Regions from separate parts of the Homo sapiens genome. Here regions 1 and 2 are each linked to region 3. Evidence: chromatin loops called from intact Hi-C (ENCODE). Cell type or tissue: PC-3. All regions are shown on one strand.

What was found. Peaks named below come from ENCODE experiments on the same cell type or tissue, not always from the same donor. Only the 100,000 strongest peaks of a DNase experiment are listed, where the experiment ranks them.
Region 1: it touches region 3 in a loop (9-fold over the local background); 5 of 110 quality-filtered maps call a loop at or near these places.
Region 2: it touches region 3 in a loop (10-fold over the local background); 24 of 110 quality-filtered maps call a loop at or near these places.

Annotation. Positions count from the first base shown.
Region 1 is chr10:113,449,945-113,457,944 of GRCh38, reverse strand. No RefSeq gene overlaps it. Among named protein-coding and RNA genes, the nearest start is that of HABP2, 99 kb to the left of the region's middle. RefSeq lists enhancers at 3,141-3,435, 3,406-3,906. In PC-3, CTCF peaks have their summits at 3,057 and 3,258 (motif pointing right); no DNase peak of the experiment used is centred here.
Region 2 is chr10:113,517,060-113,525,059 of GRCh38, reverse strand. No RefSeq gene overlaps it. Among named protein-coding and RNA genes, the nearest start is that of HABP2, 32 kb to the left of the region's middle. In PC-3, a CTCF peak has its summit at 3,668 (motif pointing right); a DNase peak (open chromatin) is centred at 3,689.
Region 3 is chr10:113,382,262-113,390,261 of GRCh38, reverse strand. No RefSeq gene overlaps it. Among named protein-coding and RNA genes, the nearest start is that of HABP2, 170 kb to the left of the region's middle. RefSeq lists a silencer at 4,843-4,952 and an enhancer at 7,610-8,000. In PC-3, a CTCF peak has its summit at 4,918 (motif pointing right); DNase peaks (open chromatin) are centred at 4,031 and 4,921; H3K4me3 peaks cover 994 bases; H3K27ac peaks cover 4,001 bases.

The DNA of each region.
Region 1 (8,000 bases), 68 kb before region 3:
GGGTGGGGATGAAGTGGGAAACCAGGAACGCAGAGGAGTCATCCTTCTCCAACCTCAACAAGTGGAAAGTTCACCTGCTCTTCCATTTCCTCAGGTTAGTGTGAAAAGACACACAGAGGTCTATGTGGACCTATTGTATAAAAGTTGCATGCGACTCTTTCTTTTCCCTCCTTTCTGAGTGTAGGCTCAGCCTTCCAGGACGATGTCACCATGTCAAGAGAAAAGTGAAGACCAGAGAAGAAACGTGACTGGTTCAAAATCACATCTTCTTCTCTGATAGCCAGTCATTCATCTAAATCATGACCATTGTATCAGTCAGAATGGGCTAAGCTATGCTATAGTAACAAACAGCCCCCAAACACAGTGACTTAAAATAACATGATTTATCTCTTTGCCCATCCTCCAAGTTCATCATGGTTGGCAGGGGGTTCTGTTCATCGTAATCACGGAGGGGCCTAGAGTGGCAGAGCAGCTATCATTTCAAACAATATAGTCACTGTATCAGAGAGAATGAGAGGGCTTTGGAGGGTCTAGTGCTCTGGCCCAAAAGTGACACAGGTCACGTCTGCCCACACGCATTGGTCAGAACTAACCACAAGGCTACACAGGGACAACAAAGGAAATACAAGCCTAGCATGGATGGCAAAGAGCTGAGAAATTCGGCAAACAGCATACAGCCTATACATTGGTCCTTTGGGCCCCACCACCCTTCACGCTACCTCCTCTACAAAGCCTTTCCTCATCCCCATAGACTGCATTCTTGAAAGTTCTATTTGTGATGTTCTCACCTGGGAGATGGGGAAAGAGGAAGCATGAATTGTGTTGTTGAACTGCAAGAGCTATAAGCGGGAAGCATATGTCCCAAGTATGTGCTGAGCTGCAGAGGCCGCTTGCTTAACTGGTGTGCCAGGAGCTGGCTGTGTTTAGTTAGTTCTCACCAATGATTGTGGGCAGAAGTGACCTGTGCACTTTCAGTCCTTTGGCTTTTTGCTTTGGAGAAATAGGGTCCCAGCAGGCATGGGACTGTGGTCCGGGAGAGGTCACTAATACCGCATCCAGCATCTGCTGTAACCCTCCTGGGACTGAACCCCTCGACCAGAAGAGCACCCTGCCTTGGGACCCAGGATGGATGCTGGGATGGCAGACTGTGCGAGTTTCTACTTCCTTCTTTGTTATCTATCTCTTTCCTTTATTAAAAATGTGTGGTAATAAAGGCTCAATTTGATTTTCTCATGTGGATGGGCTAGGAAGTCTTGGGAGAAACTGTCCCCTCTGCCCTTATTTTTTTCTGGCTAACTCAGGTGCTACCTGCAACAGTTTCAACCCCACCTCCAAGGTGGAAGAGCCATCTCTTGCCTCTGCCTTCCCTTCTGAGTCCTGGTATAGATTTCTTTCATGACATGCCTCAGTCTCCACTTGTGTTCAGTAAGTTGCCTGCATACTTGCACTTCTCCATGGGCTGAGACTATTTCAAGGACAGGATGACATCCTCTAACTCTACCCCAGAGGGAGCCCAGTGCCTAGCAGAAACTGTTCCCAGCCTGGATTCTCACATAATATTTGTTGACTAAATATTATCAGTGTCAGAGTGGGAAAGTGTAAGGCCCAGTGTTGATAGTTTTTAAAAGCCCCCTAGGTGATTTGAATGAGGAGCCAGGATGAAGAAACACTGTCATAGTCCAATACCCTCATTTCAAATGAGACAGGAGAATGGGGTGTGGGGGCAGGGAACCTAAGGCTGATTTGCACTGACTTCCTGGAACTGAATTGAAAGGAAAACCCCAACTTTCCATGTTCAAGTAACAAAACGATCAGAGGCTACTCCCTTTGCACTCCCTGCTTTCTATGTCATAGATGAAAAAATGGAAAGTCCTGTTGCGGGCCTAGTCTTCATTTGCATACAGGTGAAACTTTGTAACTTCACTTCAGTCTCTGGTCCCCTCCCACAATCAATCAGACATTTGCATAGGATGTAACTTTGTAATTTCATTTGCGTTGGATGTAACTTCACCTTCCATGACCAATCAGACTGGTCACGGGCCACCACTTCATTTACACAGGGTGTAAATCAAGTAGCCAATGAGAATCCTCTAGAGGGTATTAAAACCCCAGAAAGTTCTGTAACCAGCACTCTTGAGCCACTTGCTGAAGCCCGCTCCCACTCTGTAGAGTACACTCTGTGGAGTGTACTTTCCTTTGAATAAATCTGCTTTGGTGCTTCATTCTTTCGTTTGTGCATTTTGTCCAATTCTTTGTTCAAAACAACAAGAACCTGGACATCCTCCACCAGTAACACAAAGATGGGGAAACAGACTCAGGATGGGGAACGGACATTTGCCAGGGCTTCACAGCTGGGGAATAATAAGGTAGTTGCTTAAACCTCAGCCTGCCTTCACCTCTGCTCCCTAGTAACTGTATATATGCCACAATTGGAACTCCATTTCTGCACCTCTGACACCTAGCACTGGGCAAGGGTGCTGAATAAAATAGGTACGGGATAAATTAATCCTGCTTCCAAATCTACACAACATTTGATTTAATTTTTATTTAACAATTATAATGCACCAACACTATATAAATATTTTACAAATATCACTGAATCCTTAAAACTATCCTTTGTGGTAATTACAACTTATTTCCCTCATTCTATAGTTGAAAACATGGAGGCACAGAGAGGTTAAGCAACTTCACCAGGGTCACAAAGCTACCAAGTGGTGGAATGGGGACTCAAACTCAGGTTAGCTAACCCGAGGGTCCAAGTGCACAATAACTACACTCTGTTGTGTCTTGTTGCACCAGCGGGGAGGGCCCCTTACCACTGTGATTCCAACAGCTCAACTCAGTAACTCTGTGCTCAGCAGGCTCCTGTAGGGCCCATCTTTTTGTTGTTGTTGTTGTTGTTGTTGTTGTTGTTGTAGCACCTTAGACTTTGTGCCCAGTTTCCTTTTCTGTCAAAACTTACCTGCCCTGTGCCCCACCCACTTCCCTCAGGGACTTGTTGTCTACAGACCAGATAACTTCCGGAGAGCTGGGAGGTGCCAAAGGTAATGATTTTCAGTGTTGACAGTTTTACCTCAGGCTGGCCCAAAGCAGATAACACACCTGGGGTAGCAGTGAGTGGGTGGTATAGGCGGCTTAGCATGTGGCAATGCAAATGCACACAGTCTGTGTGTGCTTATTTGGAGCAACATCTTCTAGGAATCAACTTCAAGATCAGCCGGAAGGTGCCTTGCTCCGGCCTGCAGGCGCCACAAGATGGCAGCATTTCTGAACATTCCAGATGGGCCCGGGGCCGCGCATCAGGGTGTCGGGGGGCCTTGGCCCTGTGTCAGGCGCACATCCTCCCTTAGGTTAGGAGGATTAAGAGTCCCGACCCCAGGATGCTCTCGTCTTCAGCCAGAGACAGAGAGAAGGGATCCAGAGCAGAAGGGCCGGGTCTGCCTGGTGCACATTCAGCTGTTTCAACAAAATCAGTCTTGAACCCAAGTGCCTGTTGGCCGGTGGCCAGGTTGGAAGTTGGGCTGGATTGTCTTTGTTTATCTGAGAAATGAAGGCTTTGGGGCCAGACGTTGTGTGGGGGCCAAGGAACTTTGTGGTGCTTTAGAAAGTTCGTCCCTGCCAGCCTCAGTCTGTGTGCCCCAGAGGACTTCATCGATGGGGCATGGCCGGGCACCAATGCCAGCATTCAGGCTCCCACCCCACTGCCACCCCGCACATATGCTCCCATCATTTGGTGTGAAATAAAGGACAGCTTTTTTTTTTTTTTTTTTTGCCGTGAAAACTCTTCCTGGTATCTGACTTACACACCTCATTCATTCATTCGTTTTTCAATAAAGATTTATTCAGCACCTTCTATGAGCCTAGTGTTCTGCCAGGTCCTGGGGACACAAGAATGACTATTCTGCTGTCAGGGAGCTTGCATCTAATGGGAGGGGGTAGAATTAATCAAGATTAATCAAGAAGTGCTGTGTAGGGTTCTCACTTATAAGTGGGAGCTAAACATTGAGTACCCCTGGATGTAAAGATGACAATAATAGACACTGGGGACTAGAGGAGCAGGGACGGAAGGGACCAAGGGCTGAAAAAGTAACTACTGGGTACTATCCTCATTACCTGGGTAATGGGATCAATCGTACCCCACACCTCAGCATCGTGCAAAATACCCATGTAAAAAACCTGCACATGTACCTCCTGAGTCTAAAATAAAAGTTGAAATTATTTTCTTTTAAAGTGCTATGTAGGAAAAGTGTAGGGTGTTATGGAGGAGACTCTAAAAGATTCGTCACTTATTAGCTGTTGACCTTGGTGTGTGGTCTCTGAGTTTTGCAAGAGGATTAAAGAATTAATACATGTGAGAATGTGTGGCATATTGCGGATTCCAAATGAGTGCTGCCTGCTATTTTCGTTACTGTTATGCACCCACAGTGCCAGGGGGTACTAGTCACATGGACTACGCATGCAACTGATGTGGCAGCCTTGACTTAACCTCTCAGAGTCTCACGTCCTCATCTGTAAAAAGGAATAATATTATCGGTATCACCACAGGACTGTGGTGGGCATTAATGAAGTATGGAAACAGTGTTAAGTATTTAGCTGAGTACCTGGTGTCTGCTATGATTATTGGATCTAGATGCCACAATGATCAAAGCTAAATATACAGGCTTGAACCCGCATTTGGAGTCATAATTAAAGCCCCAGGCTGCCTTTCAAGATGTGTGTTTGGCTAAATGATGGCCAATTTTCATCTAATAACTCCTTCCTCTTTCTACTACCCGAAGGAGTTGTTCAGAGAGTTAACTCAACTGAGTATCAGTGCTATCAGATGCTATCTAAGACCATTCAAGATACAGTCAGTGCCCATCTCGATATAGCAGGAAAAGGACTTGTCCAACCATCTGGTGAGTCAAGTCAGCAGAGAGTCAGCTGAGGGAGGAAGGAAACGAGGCCACTGCCTTGGCTGAGTGTCTTCTATGGTGGGGCTATGGGTCCTGATATACGTCACCTCGTGTAACCCTCATGGCAGCCCTGAGACAGAGGCCCTTGTATTAGCATCCCCATTTTACAGATGAGGAAATGAAGGCCAAAGGCCACACAGCAAATATGTGATGGAACTGGGCTTAAACCCAGGTCAGTCTGACTCCAAAGCCTGAAGTCTCCTCACAGCACAAAGCTGTGTTAACTGGTTTGATGAAATCGACTAGAATGTTACTACTTAGCTTGTCCCCAAGCCAAAAAAAAAAAAAAAAAAAAAAAAGGCACGTAAATGTTTGTTGAATTGGGCCAATGCCCAATTCAGTCCAAATGGGCCATCTGTCAGCTCCGTGTGTGAACAAACTAGGATGCTAGAAAACTATGAAATGGCTATTCTACCAGCTTTTATGATGCTGTTTGCTTCTGACCAGCCCATGCTCAACTTCCCCTAGGTGAGCTGACTTGGGTGGGTGGATTGCTAATCTGTGGGACAGGGGGTCCCTGAGGGCTTGGACCCCATTCCAGCACTGTTCCCAGCTCATCTGAGCTTGAGGAAGGTCTCATTGTCTCAAGCCAATCAGGGGTGAAGTTAACCCCAGTGAGACCCCTGAGGGAAGGCCCTTTTTAGGTCACAGGAGAGGGAAATACTAATGTCTCCAAAGAGCTTTCTCTACTCAAGCAGGACAACAGTAACATCCACCAACCCTGCTGAGCTGAAGAAGGTGGGGTCTCAGCTCAGCTCCGCATGCAAGGTGCTCCTGCGCTCTTCTTGCCACCTTGGTTTTTAGGACATCCTGGCAGAGCATTGGTTGAAGTGGTTCTCTAATAAAGAAAAAAATATATTGCCAGAATATTTGAGGTTGGAGGGTTTGGGTCAATGGGGTATCAAGTATGACTCAAACAGCTAACTTATTTTCCCCTCAAGACATGTTCGGTAACTTGTAGTGGACATCTGATGTTTCTGCCGGCCCAGCATCCATTCCCACCTCTTCTCATAATAGCATCCTGAGTTTTCCTTTGGGGGCCACCCCTTCCTTACTCTCCGTTTTCTGGTCTGAATTAGTCCAACTCCATTCACCATCTCTGGGGATGGGCATGTGACACCCATCCTCTGAAACAGTCACTCCTCCAGGGTGTGAAGCCCAGGGAAGATCCATACATGGACTTCACACCCTGGAGAAGTGATTGTTTCAGAGGTGGGTATGTATCTTCAGCCAGACCCAGAGAAAATCAATCCTGAGGTTTTGCTGGAACTGGTGGACAATGTACTTTCTGTGGAGGCAGCTAAACTGTTTGCCCCTCAGCCTGGAAGTGCTGGTGGCCAAGTTGCCCCCACATGGGGAGAGCCACCTGAGACTGAAGCCAGCCCAGAGGAAAGCAGGCAGAAGAGAAGGTAGGACAGAGAATCCCGGTGACATCTTCTAAGTCTGACTATATGGACTTTCCCAATTATGTGAGTTAATATATTTCTTTTGGTGTGTATACAAGTTTGAGTTGAGTTTCTGTCTCTTAGACCTAAAAGCATCCTGTGTAATGTAGAAGCATTCCCAAAATAGATCAGTAAATTGGGTGCTGAGATTACAATGAAAATTTTATTGGAAATTTATTTGACACGTAATATCAATCACGATTGTTTTACGCTGTAGATGTAAGAGAAATCATGCTATGAGAAATTTAAGATGTAAGAGAAACCATGCACTGCCTGCTGATCAGAGTCCATCTTCTACCCAAACACCAAGGCAACCACCTAATTGGTCATCCTGTATGTCCTCTTCTAACCCACTCTCCACCCAACCACCAGAACAGCCTGCCTAGACCTCAAATGTGACCCCATCATTCTACGGCACTGTGCAGAGAGCCAGGACTCCAAAGGGTCTAGTTGGTTAAACCTAAGCTCCATGGCATGGCAGGCCAGTGTGCTCTGCAGGAATAGCCCCATCACACACTCTCAAACCTCTTTGTTCATCCCTTCCCACTTGATAGGTTGTGTTCTGGCACTACCAAAGTGCCTGCAGTTATCACTCCCATGTATCCCAGGAAACATCTCTCTCTCCTTTTGTTTTTGCTGAGCTCTCTGCCATTCTTCTTTGCCTCATTAACTCAAGCTCCTGAACGTGTTCTGAGGAACACTGGTTCTGCAAGATGCTGAAGCTTTTGTTCTATGAAATAAAGGGGTTCCATGGTCAGAAAAAGTTTTCAGAAGTGCAGAGTTAGAAAAAGTTACATGGGCTTTTTATTGCAGGACTTCTTGGAGCCTTTATTATGTTAACGTGCACTGTGGCTCCCTAAGACCAAATCTCATTTGATCACAGACTCCTATTTGCCTCAAATACTTGTAACTCTCTGTTGTATCTGGGAACATAGTAGAGGAAAGCTGTCCCAGGCAATGACTCACTTTATGACCTGAAACAAGCAAGTTAATTTGTTCATTCAAAGAACATTTATGAGTACCTAATTTGTGTCAAACTGAAAAGTAATGGGGAGATAAAGAGGAATGAAACAGAGTCCCTTCCGTGAAAGAGATCGGCTTTTCCTGACTGTACTTTCTCCAATTGTCACACTTGTTCTAGTTCTCAACAACCTTAGAAGGCAAACACAATATATCTGTAGCCTTTATAGGAAACGAATTAGGTAAAAACATATTAGATAAAACCTGCAGAGAAGTTTCCGGAGGGCTTTCAAGTTGACATCATTTGTATGGTCTAAATTACAGTGACAACGCCCTTACTCACTGGGAGAATGTGGCTAAACCTGCCATCTCGAGGTGGAGGGTGATCTTTAAGAACGCTCCATAAATGCTTGTTGGTCTTTTCCTACCTTGCACCTTGCCTAATTCTCATTTTTCCTTACAAAGTCCGTCTTTGTCATGGGAGACCCCCTTTTATTTTTAATCTTTTCATTTTTGTGCCTTCCTTGGACTAAAGACAATTTTGCACCTTTCCTGTTCAACCCCGTCCACCCAAACTTTAAACACCTTTCCAAAAATATTCAATCACCTTTTCTGCCTACTGTTTTTTGATTCAGTTGGA
Region 2 (8,000 bases), 130 kb before region 3:
AGGGGACAAGGAGATGAAAGGACAGGAGCCCTGAGAAGAGTCAGTGGCTTCCTGAGGATGACTCATCTCTGGGAACAGCTAAGGGAACAGCTCTTTATCTGGGCTCAGGCTCTGGGAACTCAGGACTTAACGGGCAACTCCTTTACCAGCAGAGCCTCTCTTCAGAAGCTCAGGATCCCCACGACAGCCCTTCCCCTTCAAGTCTGAAGCCCAGCCCTGGCACAGGGCTACAGCACAGTAGTTAAGAGTGCAGGCTCTGCAATCAGTCTCCCTGGGTTCAAATGTTGCATCTGCCCCTTAGTAACTGTGAAAGCTGAGGCAAGCTATTTAACATCTCTGAGCATCAGTCACCCATCTGTACAATGGGGATGGTTATTCCCTGATAGGTCTTAGTGAGGATGGAGTAAAGTTGGAACATACCTAGAACAGTTCCTGGCACATAGTAATTGCTCAGTAAATGTTAGGTATTATTATATAGCACACTTAACCCTTCCGCAATACATTGTCTTTCTAGCCTAAACTGGAACCTTCCAGAACCTTCCAGATTTTTAATTTTACCACTGATGCTGGCCATCAGTGGTAAACATTCTCCAAAGATCTCCTCAAAAATAGGCCTGAGGCAAGAAGACCTTCTCTGTTTACTGGCCATGGCTTAGAGATGTCTCCTTTGGTTTGGTAGAGCATCCCCACCTACAGGTCAAGGGGCCCATAGCACAGGTCCACGTGACCCCTCAGGAATGCCTGCATCATGTAAACCGGTAGAAATGGCAAAGACGCAGGAGACCAGACAATGGAACCCTCCAGCCCCTCCCAGAAGAACACACTGATGGACCATGGCCAGCTGCTGTTAATCTATGGATTCCTGAAGCCTCTCCTACTTTGTCCCTTACTGGAGGACTTAGACAAAAGAAATGCACCCTGTTGGTTCATATCAGGTTAGATTTTCTCTGTGTCCCTCAGAGGACTTCCCAGAAATCATGTCAGTGATGAAAATATGCACTGTCTGTTTAAAATCTTTAAAATGTTAGGTATTGGATAGAAGACAATTCTCATGCACTCAATGCTTGTTATGTGTCCAGTACTAGACTAGACTTTTATATGCATTATTTCATTTGGTTACCACCACAGCCCTGTGAATTAGGTACTCTATTATCTCCACTTTATGGATGAAGGAACCAAGGTTCAGAGAGGTTAAGTATCTTGCCCAAGGTCACACAGCAAGGAAGTAGTGGAGCTGAGGTTCAAATCTAGGTCTGTTTGACCTTAGAGTCCAAGTGACTTTATTACCCATTAGGAAATGGAGTCTTCTAATAAAGGAATTGTCCCTCTGACCTCCCTTCTGATTGTTCGGGTATTTCAGTGAAATATGTACTTTCTTTCTTAGCAACAGGGACATTAGGACTCCTGTGCATGAGACTTACTGTTCCCTGTTACCAAAAAAAATTTTTCCTACTCATTTTAGGTGTTATTGTGAAAAGGATACTTGACCCAGATATGCAGTGTCTTTTGGAATAACCATATCGCAGTGAATGCCTCTTAATTAAGCCATGACCTTCGCCCAGTTCGTCTTTTTCCTGAATGTGCTCTTTCTTTTCCTACCCAAACTGCTTTGAGTAAAAGCGAGGCTGGGCCCAGAAAGCATGAACTATTTTTCTCTCTTTTCTTTCTAATATCTGTAGCTCTAGCTCTGGCTCCAGTCTCCCATTTACAGCTGCCCACAGGAAATTGCATAGATGTCCCAAAGGCTCTCCAAATCCACATGCCTGAAACAAAGCACATTCTCTCCTCGGTGCCCAACCACACTTCCTGGTGGAGGTGCTGTTATTCTCCCAGCCTGTGGAGGTCAAGGTCGGAGAAACCATTTGGATGGCACCACTTTCTTCATTCTTAATGTGCCAGGAGTCAGCGCGTCCACCAAGCTTTCCTTTCCAGCATCCCTCAGCAGCTTGTCCTGAGTTCCAGCCCTCCTACTCAGTCCCTTTGCAATCCACCTGGCACTGGCTGCCAGAGATATCTTGCCCCCATAGGACCGTTACCACGGTTTCTTGCCCAGCAGCCTTTGGCGATTCCCTGTTGCCTACTGCTTTAAGTCAGCCTGAAGTCAAGGGGCTCCATAACCCAGCCTGTCTTTAATTTCCTTCCTTTTCCTATCAGATCTCTCACTCATAATTCAACTTCCTTTACTGCCTCCAGCTAAAATGCTCTCCTCCTTCCTCTATACATCTTTAATCTACCCATGTGCCAAGAGCTGGAAAGGTAAATTAGATTGTATGCCATTTTCCCATTCTGCTTAACTGTTATAACTGCCTGGAGCTGTATTATGAGAATAATTCTGAAATTATATTCATGATCTATGTGAAAGAGATCTGTAATCGATTAGTGATGTCTGCCATGCGTAAGGCGGGAAAGAGCGAAGCAAACAGACTCTGGCTAGAGCCAACTGATAGCAGCCTGCCTCCTCCATGCAGCCTGGGACAATGGCAGCCCTATGGATCACCTTGCCCATGACCAATTTATCATATTAATAATAAACACAGGATTGCAATGGGCTCTGAGAAGAAAAATACCTGAGATATCTGCCTTTAAAAAAGCCATGGTGGTGCTGGGCTCGGTGGTTTATGCCTGTAATTCTAGCACTTTGGGAGGCTGAGGCAGGTGGATCGCTTGAGGCCAGGAGTTCAAAACCAGCCTGGTCAACATGGCAAAACCCTGGCTCTACTAAAAATACAAAAATCAGCTGGGCATGATGGCACATGCCTGTAGTCCCAGCTACTTGAGAGGCTGAGACAGGAGAATTGCTTGAACCCAGGAGGTGGAGGCTGTAGTGAGCCGAGATCGCACCACTGCACTCCAGCCTGGGTGACAGAGCAAAACGCTGTCTCAAAACAAAACGAAACAAAACAAAACAAAAAACGAAAAACAAACAAACAAAAAAACAAACCATGTTGAAGAGTCTATTTACCCAGGTTTTTATCACATCTCACCCGGTTCTCTCTCTGCATCAGACAATTAAAAACCTTACTTGTAACAATAATGGCTAGCTTTTATGAGAACTTACTCTGTGCTGGCACCATGCTAAGGCTTGACACATGTCATCTCAGTTAATCATTATAGTTTTGCGAAGGAGGAAGGGGGTACACCTAAAAGGCCATCTTGCAGATGAGGAAACGACATTCAGAGCAACGAAGTGACTCCTTCGAGGTCACCTAGGCAATCAGTGGTGGGGCCAGGATACACATCCAGGGCCATTTGATTCCAAACCTTGGCTACTAGATGAATGGGTATTTTTGTTTATTAGTGTATGGTATTGTTCACTTTTGATGAAGGTGTTAGAAATAGACAGCAAAGTCTCTGAGTGCATAAATTTGTCACACACTTTGTTATATTTTTCCCTTCCACACCCAAGTACCTAACACAGGCCTAAGTCAGAGTTGATGGAGTCTCTAATGCTCTTTTTGCGGCTGCTCAGGCCCTATCAATTGCTGCTTATTATTTATTTTAACATATTTTCAAGGCCCGAGAAGGAGGATCACATTACATACAGTCTATGGGGAACTGGGCTCAAAATGACTCAGGGATCCCAAAAAGATTGTGCTCCAACAGGTAAAAATATCCCCCTGTGGCCTCATTGAAATTGCCAGCTTTTCCAGATGCAGCAGCAACTTTTGGCCACAAGAGGACAGTAAAGACAAGGCTACCAGGACCAAGTCCGACCAGCCTCTCCATCCAGGCTTCACAAGCGAGCAGAGACCTTGGCAGCAATTACTGTTTCTTTTATTATGACCACTGTCATACAATCTTCAGATGAAATGCACTTCAACAGGCTGATGCAAAGATCTAATGACTTCCCTGCAACTTCCAGCATAAACGAAGCTAAAATGGCCATTTATGCATGCATGCATTTGTTCCACCTGCATTTATTGAGCACCTACTGTATTACAAGCACTGTACTATCTAGGGGAGATGATGGGCAAGTACACTGAGAGACCTAGTACAGGTTTCCAAGAGGCATCGGAAGCACCAGAGGAGGCACTGTGCTCTAAGAGAGTCAGGAGGGCATCTCTGAGGAGGTGACATTTGCACAGGGTCTTGGAGAAGGTCTGGGAGCTCACTAAATAGAGATGGCAGGGGCCAGTGCGGGGGCTGGGGCAGGAATCCCAGACAAAGGGAGGAGGGAATGGCAGCCAGAGACATCACTGGAGCGGATATGAATCTTTGTACTGCTTGCTGTGGGCTGGAATTTGAAATTTGATGGCTATTTTTGGAATGAGATTCCTGAAACGCTCCCCTGTCTTCTTCGGTCAGGTTTATAACCATCCATGGGAGTGGAGCTCTAGGCTCTGACTAAAAGGGAGCAATGGGGACCTCCTTTTCTAGAAAGTTCTTGTGATGATAGCCTTCCTGAGCAGATTTGTGGGAGTTTCCAGCCAGACCATTCAGGATCTTCCTCTGGAGCAAGCCCAAAGGGGCCTGTGCAAGGCTGGGTAGGAACATGAGGGGCCCTCCCAGCCCCCTCCTGCACTGGGCTGGAGGCGGGCTGAGGGCCCAGCTCTGTCTTCAGAAAAGCAGCCACAGTCCCCGAGCAGGTGGGTTTCCAGCCCTGCTTTTTCTCCCTGAGCTCTTTTCCCCAAATGGCCCTTTCCCCTTTTCTGCTGCTTAAGCCTTGCCCAGATTCTATGGCAAACAACAGCTATCCTGCCAGTTGACCTGAGTCACTGGGTATAGGAAGGGGCCAGAGCTCACATGGCCATTCAAATCTAGGCTTTGTCTGCATCTTGGCTCTGTGAACTTGGACTTGACATTTAACCTCTCTGGGTCTCTGTTGGCTTGTGGTGAGGTTGACAGAATACAGAGGTAACTGTCTGTATACTTGGGTCCCAAGTGAGGGCCTAAGTTATGGACTCCAACTTGCATGAGTGTCTTGGGGGCACATTAGGTATGTCGGGGCGCTGGGAGCACCTGGGCAAAGGGCTACAACTTAACCTCCCAAGGACCCCATGGGGGAAGTTGAGTGCCCTCCATCCCTCAGTAGGAAATCCCAGTGTGTGAACAACACCTAGACACTATTGGGCAAGGCTGTCACTGCTGTTTCCTCTGGTGCTGCCCCTTAACCCACAAAAGCTGGGAGTTGAGAGGCCTGAAATGAACGAAGGAGGAAGTGCCATGCGGGAGCCGGCCCCTGGGGGCGTTAAAGGTACCCTCACGGCCCCTCTCAGCCACCTCTTCACAGAAGGGACCATTCTCAAAGGGAGCCAGAGCCTGGGCATGCTGGGCCGGTAGAGGGTTTGCCCGGATCGCAGTCAGGGCTGCACCTCCGGCCAGGAGGCTGAGAGGGAGGACATCCACCCAGCAACTGGGGAGCAAAGTGGACAGGGGTGGCCGAGCCCCAGGAGGGGAGAGTGTCAGAGATGTGTGACAACTGAGAGAAGGCCCTGCTGGGTCCATTCATCCTCATCATCTTCTTCATCATCATCATCATCCTCAGGATAAGATATAAGAACAACAATAAAATAGTAACTTCGATTAACAAGCACCTACCATGCCCCGGACATTTTCCACACACAAAATCTTCACAGCAGTACTTCCAGGTAGGTGGCGTCATTGTTCCCATCTTACAGATGAAAACACCGAGGCTCAGAGAGTCTAGGCAACTTGCCAGCTTGCTTTTAGCAGCAAGAATCAGGATTCAAACCCGGACGTACCAAACTTCAATCTTTGGCCTCTTTCCAGTTCCACACTGCCTCCCTGAAAGAATTAGTCACTCTTGATCCAAAAGATTCCCATTATTTTTTTCTTTGATAATGTGGTTACTCTGAGTTAAAGTGACTCTAACTCAGAGGCAGATTCTGAAAACTAACAGATGCTTAAGAGCTAAGCAGTGACAAAAACAGAATCTTGTGTGCAGGAAACAGAGACCAGCCCTGTGCTGCCGGTGTCCCATCACCGCACTTCCCATTCAGTAGCCCAGCAGGCTGGGCCAGATTTGCAAGCCCCCCGTCCCTCCTCATGCTTGCCTGGAGAGTGGACATTCCCTTCCCTGCAAGGATGGGACCTCCAGCTCTAGTCCCACTGAAAGCCAGTGACTGAGAGCCAGATACACCTTGTTTCAAGTCCAAATAGTGGCTGTGTGGCCTTAGGCAGGTTTCCTAACCTCTCCAGGCCTCATATGTAAGATAGGGTATAGCCCGACTTGCAGAAATCTAAGGTGCCACAGGTGATAAAATGCACTATTATTTTAAATACCACTGGAAAAAGTAAAAAAAAAAATGCTGTGAATTAAACTAGGATTTAACGCTGACATGCCACGAATTGTAAGAGACATCCAAATGTTGGTGATATCAAAATATGAAGTGGAGTCTTGTTTTAGAATTGATAACAAAGCATAATGTTCCCCACACTCAGCCTCAGCACAGGGCCTGGCTCAGAGCCATTGAGGGCCAGGGTGGGGTTTTGTTATCTGCATCATCTCTTGTTTATAGGGTCCTTATCAGAATTCCCTCTGCCCCTGGGGGCATCTTCCCAAGCACACGCTCTCTCTGCACTCCCTGAGCTCTCAGGAGCAATTTTTCTCTGGGCAAGAACTTGGACCCAAGTCCCTTCAGAAATGGAGAGAAGAAAGTAACTTTAAAAGTTCTCAGGGAAGATTTGATTTTTCTGTCTCTTTTCTCCGTGAGCATGTCAGACTCCTACCTGGTTCTTTGAAAGTTAGAACATTAGTTGGGTCAGCGGGGGAGCCAAGTAAACTACAGAACTTCTGCAGTTCAGCAAAAGTTTTCTTTCTGCCTAGGCGTGATTGAGCTTGCTTGCTCTTCTATCCCTAGCTCTCTCGGCCACTCGCTTTCTGAATAGTGAAGCTTTTTTACCTTCTTGAAAGGCAGTCACGAGCTGTCTGAAGAGGCAGAAGTCAAATTTGGTGGTTCCCCAACTCTCTGCAGCCCCACAGAGCCACCAGCAAGGGCCCACAAACCCCTGTTAGCTGGTAATTGGTGATTCATTGAGGAGCCAGCAGTCATCCATCACCGTGCAGAACAGCAGCCCAGCCAGAGCAGGGAGGGCCACCATGCCCAGCCCCGCACACCCACCTAATTCCTCCATAGCTTTGACCTCCTGGTCCTGGACCACTCACTTCCCCTTGGCTAGAAATTAGGAAAGAGAGGGCATCAACAATCACAGATGCTTCTGGTTTTGAGCAGGAGCTGATGTGGACTCTGCCATCCCCTACTCTCAGCCACCCACACTCCCTCCCATGGGTGAATGGACCCAACTCACCATCTTACCACCTGCTGCCTGCATGCAGTGTTCACCTGGGCCTCACCTGCAAATACTTCTTCCCTGCGTGTACCCATGTGCAACTCAGAGTCATGGCAAGGCCCACCCGCCTCTATTACGACCATTTGACTCCTTTATTCTCTGAACCACCTGCAAGCCAGTGTTTCTTACGTATGTGTGCATTTGGACAGAGCGCCTTCGCTGCTCCTTCAAAACATTTACTGTCTGACAGATGCAGAATGTTCTGGAGACACCAGTAACAGCTCCCAATCCATGGTGGGAGTCCCAGGCAGGGGAGTCCATAAGTGTTTCATTTTAGTAAAAGTGAACCATATTTTTGCCTTTTGTTTGCCCAGAGATATTCCTTTTTGAGGAGACAAGGAGAAAGAACTAGGTTTAGATCAAGGGAGAGAGGAAGGCAAGTCCCCATGTCGATGGGTGGGGAACCCAGCTGGGCACTGGAGACTCAGCCACAGCAGCCGGCTGGTGAGTCCAGGGAGAACGACTGGCAGGGGCTGGGCCAAAGCCTGGAGTGGCTAAACTCAGATTCAAAAAAGATTTGAGTATTGGCCCAAAAGAGATGGAGTAAATCTTGAAACAGTTGCTGAAAATTAGAAGACAGCGAGATATAGCAAATAATGGACACATTCAATCTCAGTTTCCTGATCTGTTGACTGGGCATGAATGATAATACAGGTTCAAAATTCCTTCCTGTCATTCTGAAATCCAAA
Region 3 (8,000 bases):
GTCTGTTTGTTCACTAGAAGAAAGCATCTATGCAGATATTGAAACAGCCAAAGCGAGGAAGAACTCCATGATCTCCCCTCGCCTCACAGACTTAAGCCAGGAAGGCAGTCCAGGAATCCACAATAAACAACTGCAGCTGGCCTGTTCTGTTTCTCGCACAGTGGACCTGAGTTCTTTTCTAGAATCTGTTCTGCAGCAGGGAAGGTAAAGCTGGTAAGCCGTGGAGGGACCCAGCCAGTGGCTTGTAGGTGGTCAAGCTAAGGAAAGCCGTGGGCTGGTGATGCCCTATGAGTTAGGAGTAGAAAGCCATCCTATTTGCTAAATGCAACTCAGAAACAGGGTAGACCCTCTTCATCTCTGCACCGGCTGTCCACCCAAGTGAGGTGACAACACACTGCAAAGGCAGGGGGCTGGTCCTGTGGTTTCCCATCTGGTCTTGTTTGCCTTTTGGAGTTTGGCTTCTTTGACAGACACATGGAGAACAGCCTTGTCATCTTGAATCAGACAGTCGGCCCCCATGCACGTGAATATGTGTGAGATTTCACGTGTTTGCTAGAGGAAAGAGGCCATGGAGAGGGAGAGAAGGCACATTTACATTCTCTGCCAGTGTTTGGTTTTTTAAAGAAAAAAAAATAGACATTTCACAAGGCATGCTATAAACCAAGGTCAGTTTTCCCCTTGCATAGTGTTGAAACTCGAATAACCCAAAGCAGCAGGTGGGGAGACCCACCTGATTCATTCAAGAGGATTTTCTTTGCTTATTTACTCTGCCTACTAACATCTCACAACAAGTCCTTCCTCACCGTGATTTCGGGGAAGGACGGTATTTGTATGCTATTTTTAAAATCTATTCTGAGTAATACAGTCTATAACCCACATGCCAAGAACCAAAAAATGAAGTGTCTTGAAAGCACTGAGGTGAGTATTTTAAAATATGGTTATTTTTACTTTTCTGTGTTATTTGACTGTTCACAGGAGGCACGAATCGCTTCACAAAGACAATAAAATAATTGTAAAAAAAGAAAGCAGTCATCATAAAGACTGCCATGGACACAAAGCTACATCACTAATGACCATGCAGCTGGAGACGGGAATGAGAAAGAGACCGGGAGTGGACGGTGTGGTTAGAAGGACAGCCATTACTCTCACACCTGTAATCCCAGCACTTTGGGAGGCCGAGGTGGGTGGATCACGAGGTCAGGAGATTGAGACCATCCTGGCTAACACGGTGAAACCCCGTCTCTACTAAAAATATTTTAAAAAGTTAGTCAGGTGTGGTGGCGGGCCCCTGTAGTCCCAGCTACTCGGGAGGCTGAGGCAGGAGAATGGTGTGAACCCAGGAGGAGGAGCTTGCAGTGAGCCGAAATCGTGCCACTGCACTCCAGCCTGGGTGACAGAGCAAGACTCTGTCTCAAAAAAAAAAAAAAAAAAAGAAGGACAGCCATTACTCTCCAGCCACCCCTTTTTTGACATGGGAGATTCCTGTCGTTTAGAATTGTTCTACTCAAGGGTTCCTACCAATCTTAGCCATCTTGAGAAGTGCCACTGTGAAATTAGCTAAGAGGCATTCTTTCTTTCTTTTCTATTTATTTATTTATTTATTTATTTATTTATTTATTTTTTGGAGACAGAGTCTTGCTGTCATCCAGGCTGGAGTCCAGTGGCATAATCTCGGCTCACTGCAACCTCTGCCTCCCGGGTTCAAGCATCCAAGCAATTCTCATGCCTCAGCCTCCCAAGAAGCTGGGATTACAGGCATGTGCCACCATGCCTGACTAATTTTTGTATTTTTAGTAGAGACGGGCTCTCACCATGTTGGCCAGGCTGGTCTTGAACTCCCGGCCACCTAAGAGGCATTCATAAAAATGGAACAGTGTGCTGGAGTTGACCAAAAACTTCCATTTAGTAGCTCCAATTACCCTGTGGGATGGCAATTATCATCCTCATTTATAAGGGTTGAGACTGACATTCTGAGAAATGAGAATATTTTAGCTCCTATAGCTAAGAGGGAATACAGCTAGGTCTTCTGATTCCATATCCCATCCCGCAGTCTTAAACTTAGGCAGGTGCCAAAACTGCTTTGTAGTTAAGCCTGCAGGCTCTCATGCCAGTTGGCCTGGGTGGAAGTCCTAGCTCCGACCCTCACTTGTTTTGCTGACCGTGAGTAAGATACTTCAATTCTCTGACTCTCAGTTCCCTCATCTGTAAACTGGGAATGACAATAGCAGGGCCCAGTTCACAAGGTTGTCAGGGAACTTGAATAAAATGATACATATAGAGAGAGCACTTAGCCCGATGAAGGGCCCTCACCAACATCAGCTCTCATCACTAACTCTTCCCCTTTCACCCTATCCTGCTCATCATAAAGAAGACCAACATCTGTGCTCCAGGGTTTGTGTGTGTGTGTGTGTGTGTGTGTGTGTGTGTGTGTGTGTGTGTGTGTGTAATTAAAGCGATCCCTAAACTTGAGAATTATTGAGCATAAATGCATTCAAACTATTCATATTTTCCATACTATTAAGATTTCCTGGCATATCAATCTTCTTTGTGGCAGAAATCAATAGTCACTGTACTTACTGAAAAAGGTCTCTCCAGACCAAAACCCCTGTGTCCCAGGGCTGGGAAATTGGCTCCTAGGAAATAAACTCTGGCCTGCAAACTTTTCCAGACTTTCCCCAAATCCCCAGTTGAGTAAAATAATGAGTCAGGCCCTCTAGGACATTGTCATACACCTTTTGGGGCAGAATAAAACACTTTAAAATAATTCCACAACTGAGGAAAAGGTATAAAGAAAACATCTGGGAGGGAGGAAGGGAAGTAATGGTTATCCCCAAAAGGGTAGGATGTCTGTAGGGGCAAGGATGGTGACTTTTAGTGCTTATACATTTCAGTAATGTTTGAATTTCTTACTACAGCTATGTATTATTTTACAATGAGAAATTTTAAACTGACCCCATTCCTAGGCTGGTGGGGATGGGGTGAGGAGGGTAACCAGTAGAAACTGCCCCCAGACCTTTCTTAACAGAGAAACTCTTAACTTTTCCTACAGGAAGCCCTTCCGGGTGCAATTCCTTATCTCAACCTCTGCAACAGTGCCTACCAATGTTATAGCACTTCATTCATTCAGCCTTTCATTTGTTCATCCACTCAACAGCTATACTTTGAACAAGGCCCTGTGGGAGGCCCTGCGAGGCAAAGACAAGACAAGCGAGTTGCCTGTCACACGGAGCATGGGCTGGCAAGGAGATCCATAGTAAACCTCCAGTCCTGCACTCACCCTTAATGGCATGTGCTTGGATAGAGATGAGACAAGGCCCAGAGGGGCACATGCTGGAGAAACTGAACCCCAGCCCAGAGGTCTGGGAAGGCGTCTCTGGGCAAGAGACCTTACAGCTGGGAACTGAAAGATGAGAAGCAGCACTGACCAGGTGAAAGGGGTGGCAAGACCAGGAGTGTCTGGGCTGAGCACCCAGGCAGGCACTGAGATGAGAAGAAACAGAGCTCACCAAGGAAAATTGAGGGAACTCAGCCTGCTGGAGAAAGGTCCAAGGAGAGATCAAAGAAGCAGGAAGGGCCAGATCACCTGATGCTTTGCAGAATGTGGGATTTTAAACTTTACCCTAAGAACAGTTCGAAGCCACTGAGATAGGTATCCCTGAGGACTCCATTTGTTCTCCACTGTTTTTGTTCACTTCCACTCTGACACACAAGCTCCTAGCTCCATGCCTGGCAATTAACAAGAGCCTAAAAATAATCAGCTGGATGGCTGAACCCAGTCACCCCAGGGAGGGAGAACCTGCAAGCAAAGACCATGACCGCACATCCGACATCTCACCTCTCTCCCTCCTTTTGTCTCCCCTGATCCAGGCCTGCAAGCTGAGAAGTGTACAATCCTCACAACAAGGAGTGATTGGCAATCAGGTGCAGAACTAAGCTATTTCTTTCACCACCACAGTCCTTCCAAAATGTTCCCAACTGGCATCAGATATTCTCATCCTGACCAGTGAGACAACCCAATGAAAACTGGTGACTCAGAAAGGGTAAGCATTTGTCAAAGGCTGTACAGCAAATCCCCGGGTGCTTGGCGAGTCATGTCTTGGCCAGTTGTCAAGGGCAGTGTCCCCTATGTCATTCCTCAAATACATATTTCTAGGCTTAATTATATGAATTTACATTTCTTTGGCTCAAAAAAAGTAGGTATAGGGGCATTTTCAATGCTGCACACAACTGAAAGTAGATTGAAACCATCCCGACCTCAAACAGAATGTCAAAGCAGTTGGGTTTCTGAGCAGCAACAGAATACTTTTTATAGAATGGGAAGTCAATTGAGAAATCATAAAAAATTAGAGTTGGGAAGGACCTCTGCGCTCACGAGGGTCAGGTCCCAGGGGCTGCTGTAGAATTGTTCCCTGTGGTGAAGGGTCTAATGTTTTGTCCACTCAAGTTTTAAATATCTCAACCAATAGCTCACCCCTGGGGACACCTCTCCACAGGGCAATAGATCTTGCTGTCAGGGCTTTTTTCCTGCTATTCAATCTCACTTTTCCTTTCCTCCACTTCATCCCATTTGTCTTTGGCAGTAATTTAGACAAGAGTGTGCTGACGTTTGAAAACGAAAAGCCCTGTCTTTGCCTTCAACCTCGTTTTTCCAGACCCTTCTACCTACGGAAACTTCAAGATCTGGCAGGGAGAGAGGGAGGGAATGAGGAAGAGAGGCAAACAAACAGACTGGCGTGGGTTCTGGAAGAAGCTATCAAAGGGCCAGCCCCCAAGGCCTTGAACCCACAGGTGTACAGGAAGAGAGGGCACTGCTGCTCCGGAATGTGCAGATTATAGAGGACCTGACTCTCAAAGGCAGAAAGTCACCGAGTTTTCTAGGCAGTCCAGAGCTCAGCCACCTCTTGCTATGACACATTAGACAGAAGGTGGCAGCATAGCACCAGGCTCTGTGTGCTCAGTGGCCCTGTCCATCGCAGCACACCCCAACTGTTCGGCTTCCAAACTCCACGAGCAACAAAACCCAACCGGCTGGAACGCCGGGCTTAGGCCAAGAGTGAGCTGCAAATCAAGGCCCTGGCCAGTTTTTTAAGTCAAATCCCAAACAGTTAGGATTGTGTGAGCACAGTCCATTTTCTCCCCAAGAACATCTTGCAGCCAGAATGGAATCCAAAAAAATAACTGCAGTCCTGAACAGCGGTGTTTGTCCAAGCTGATCTAAACACATAAACTTACCGTCTCGTCTGGTGTTTTGTGCACAAATTTTTGTGTTTAAAGACATCTGGGGTTAATGCTTTTTTTTTTTCTTTATTCTTTCTAGCCCTTGGCTATTTATTTCTGAATTTGTCTCTGGTTTTCCTGTTTCCCTTTGCTTATTTTTTACTTATTTGGTAGTGTTTGCATGTGGTTCTTCTGAAAGCAAGGATCCACAGGCTACGCATTTCTCACTTGGAGCTGAAGTCCTGCTGGGGAACCAATTATATGTCCTACCCACCAGGGAGAGTGTGATATTTTTTATTACTTTCTAATTTCAGGTCTTGAAATGGCTTCAGTGATCAGAACATTCTTCTGCTTAAGAACCTAAAGGGGCCAGTGAAAGGATGCTTTTGATTTGTATTTCATTTAGAATGGTCCATACTCAACCAAGTGTACTCCAAGGATTTCCATGGGGCCTCAGAGGCTTGAAGTGGGGAAAAGCAAGACAAAGACAACAACAAAACTTTCTCGCTGCTTGCCTTATCATACTGGGAAAATGCCGGCTACTTGGGGAAAGTCTTTCTTTGAGAAGTTGGTGAACTGAGAAAAAAATGGATAGAATTAGAACAAAACAATTTCACTGGATTCTAAGTCTATTTAAACTACAGTAGTAAATCAAAACCATACCTCTTTCTCATTACTCATGGCCCGATAGTAGAGCCTCCTAAATGCTTATTAAAGCAAAAGCAAGAAGTGTTTCATTTCTAAATACATTCACAGGAATCCCCAACAAGGTGGTTGCTTCTTTCTAACTGTTGTTTGTTTTATGCTTGTTTCTCTTCTTGAAAGAGTTATCATGAAACGGAAAGGCTTAAAAGGGGGGTGGGGGTGGGGGTGAGGGTCCAAATAGGCTCTAATGAGGAAGAAGGAAATAAAAGTCAAATTCTCCCCGAATGTCTGAATTTCTATTTATTTATCTTTGCAATAAGAGAGGATGCCTGACAATCCGGAACTGCTCTTGGATAAAACGAATCATACCAAACAGCTAACAACCCTGCAGAATAGCTCAAAGCCCAAATTATGAGCTATTTCAAATCCTTTCCACTTGCCATGGGGGTCTTGACTGAGTTTTTTCTTTTTTTTTTTTTTTTTTTTCTTTTTTTCCTGGCTCACATGCTTAGCCAGGAGGTGATTCTGAATGTTTATCTGAAGTATCTCCCTGATATTCTGGGGGGACTTTTCTCTCAAGCAAAAGCTCTGCTGAAAAGAGGAGCTTGTTTTAATTCTCATTAAGTTATACCCAGTATTGTGAACCTTTTACTAGTGAACAGTTAATTTTAGTGAGACGGACTACAAGAAACTGCCATATATAACCACGCTCAGTGACAACATTTTACAAAATGTGAGTCAAACATAAACATTTATGACTTTCTAATAAGCCAGCTACCATATTTGCTATTATATGACGCTCTGTTAAAACAATCTTTTCTACTTTTAAATAGAGATCCCATGAGAGCAAAAATGTTTATCTTTGTTGTGTATAGCTTCCTTAAGTACCATTTTATCATATTATTTAAAATTCAACAAATTAGCAGCCAGTATTTATTATTTAAAGAAAGGGTGTTTCTTCAAAGTTTGTCTGAATTAAAAATCACAAACCAATCCATCTCCCTTCTTTCCTTCCTTCTCTCTTTCCTTCCGTCCTTCCTTCTATTCATTTTAAACCCAGCAACTAGATTTTGTTGGGTTTAAAAGGTCCCTAAAAAGTTAGTATTCCTTCAGGAATAAATATTTGTAGATTACTTGAAATGGCCAGCTTCCTTGACTGGTCTTTAGGGAAAATACTCTTTGTAACTTTGACTAAAAAGACAATGTTCCCGATCAAAATATAATCTGGGTCTATACTGGCAAAGAGAGTTGAACCAATATGTAATGAATGGCAGCATAAACAAATGAATGAAGGAATACGCAGACAGGCATCAAGCAGAATCAAAATACTCAAAGCAGCCAGTTAACTGAGGCACTGAATTTCCTGGACAACTGTCTCAATTCCCCGGTTTGCGTGGAGGCTCTTGCCTATAACCAAGTAAGCACTTATGCTGCAACCTCTTGCCTCTTGCAAGAGACAACAGATTGTTAGCCTCTGGGAAGTAGCACTATTTCAATCAACCAATTTGGCATGTTGTGTTTTACAGTTTCTAAAATTAACACAGAATCCAAACAAAAACATGGCTGGTGTGGAACTATATACAGAGAACACTGTCATCTGGTTGCTTCGAATCTGTTCATTATCAAAATTAGCTGTCTTGTTTGTCCTACTCCCATTTTTGAATGCACACCATTAATTAACCAACCTGTCATTATGTGCTGGTAATGACCAAGTTTTCCAGTATCCCAGTGTAAATACAGGATTTTACAGGACTCCCAAAACTAGGAGGAAAGGAGAAGGTGGAGGAGGTAGGGGTGGCAGAGAAAGAGGACATTCACAGGTGGGACTCAGTATTGCTTACAGCTACCCTTGCTTTCTAAAACAAGGGCTGCACGCGGAAACAATGCTGATTTATTCCCTTGCATTGAGCAAAGCTAAATTTTTCCAGGCTTCACTGAGGAATTTTCTTCACAATATCTGCATGAATTATGAAGCTGACTTCTAACCAGATGTCGGGTGATCTGCCCTTCCTGTTCTCTGAGGATGAGACACATCAGTGTTTAACTCATCATGCCCCTCGAGTGTGTCTCATTTTTCAACCCATTCTCACTTGGAGGTTAAAAAGGAATTGGGGTTTCTTTTTAAGTCTCTTTGATTT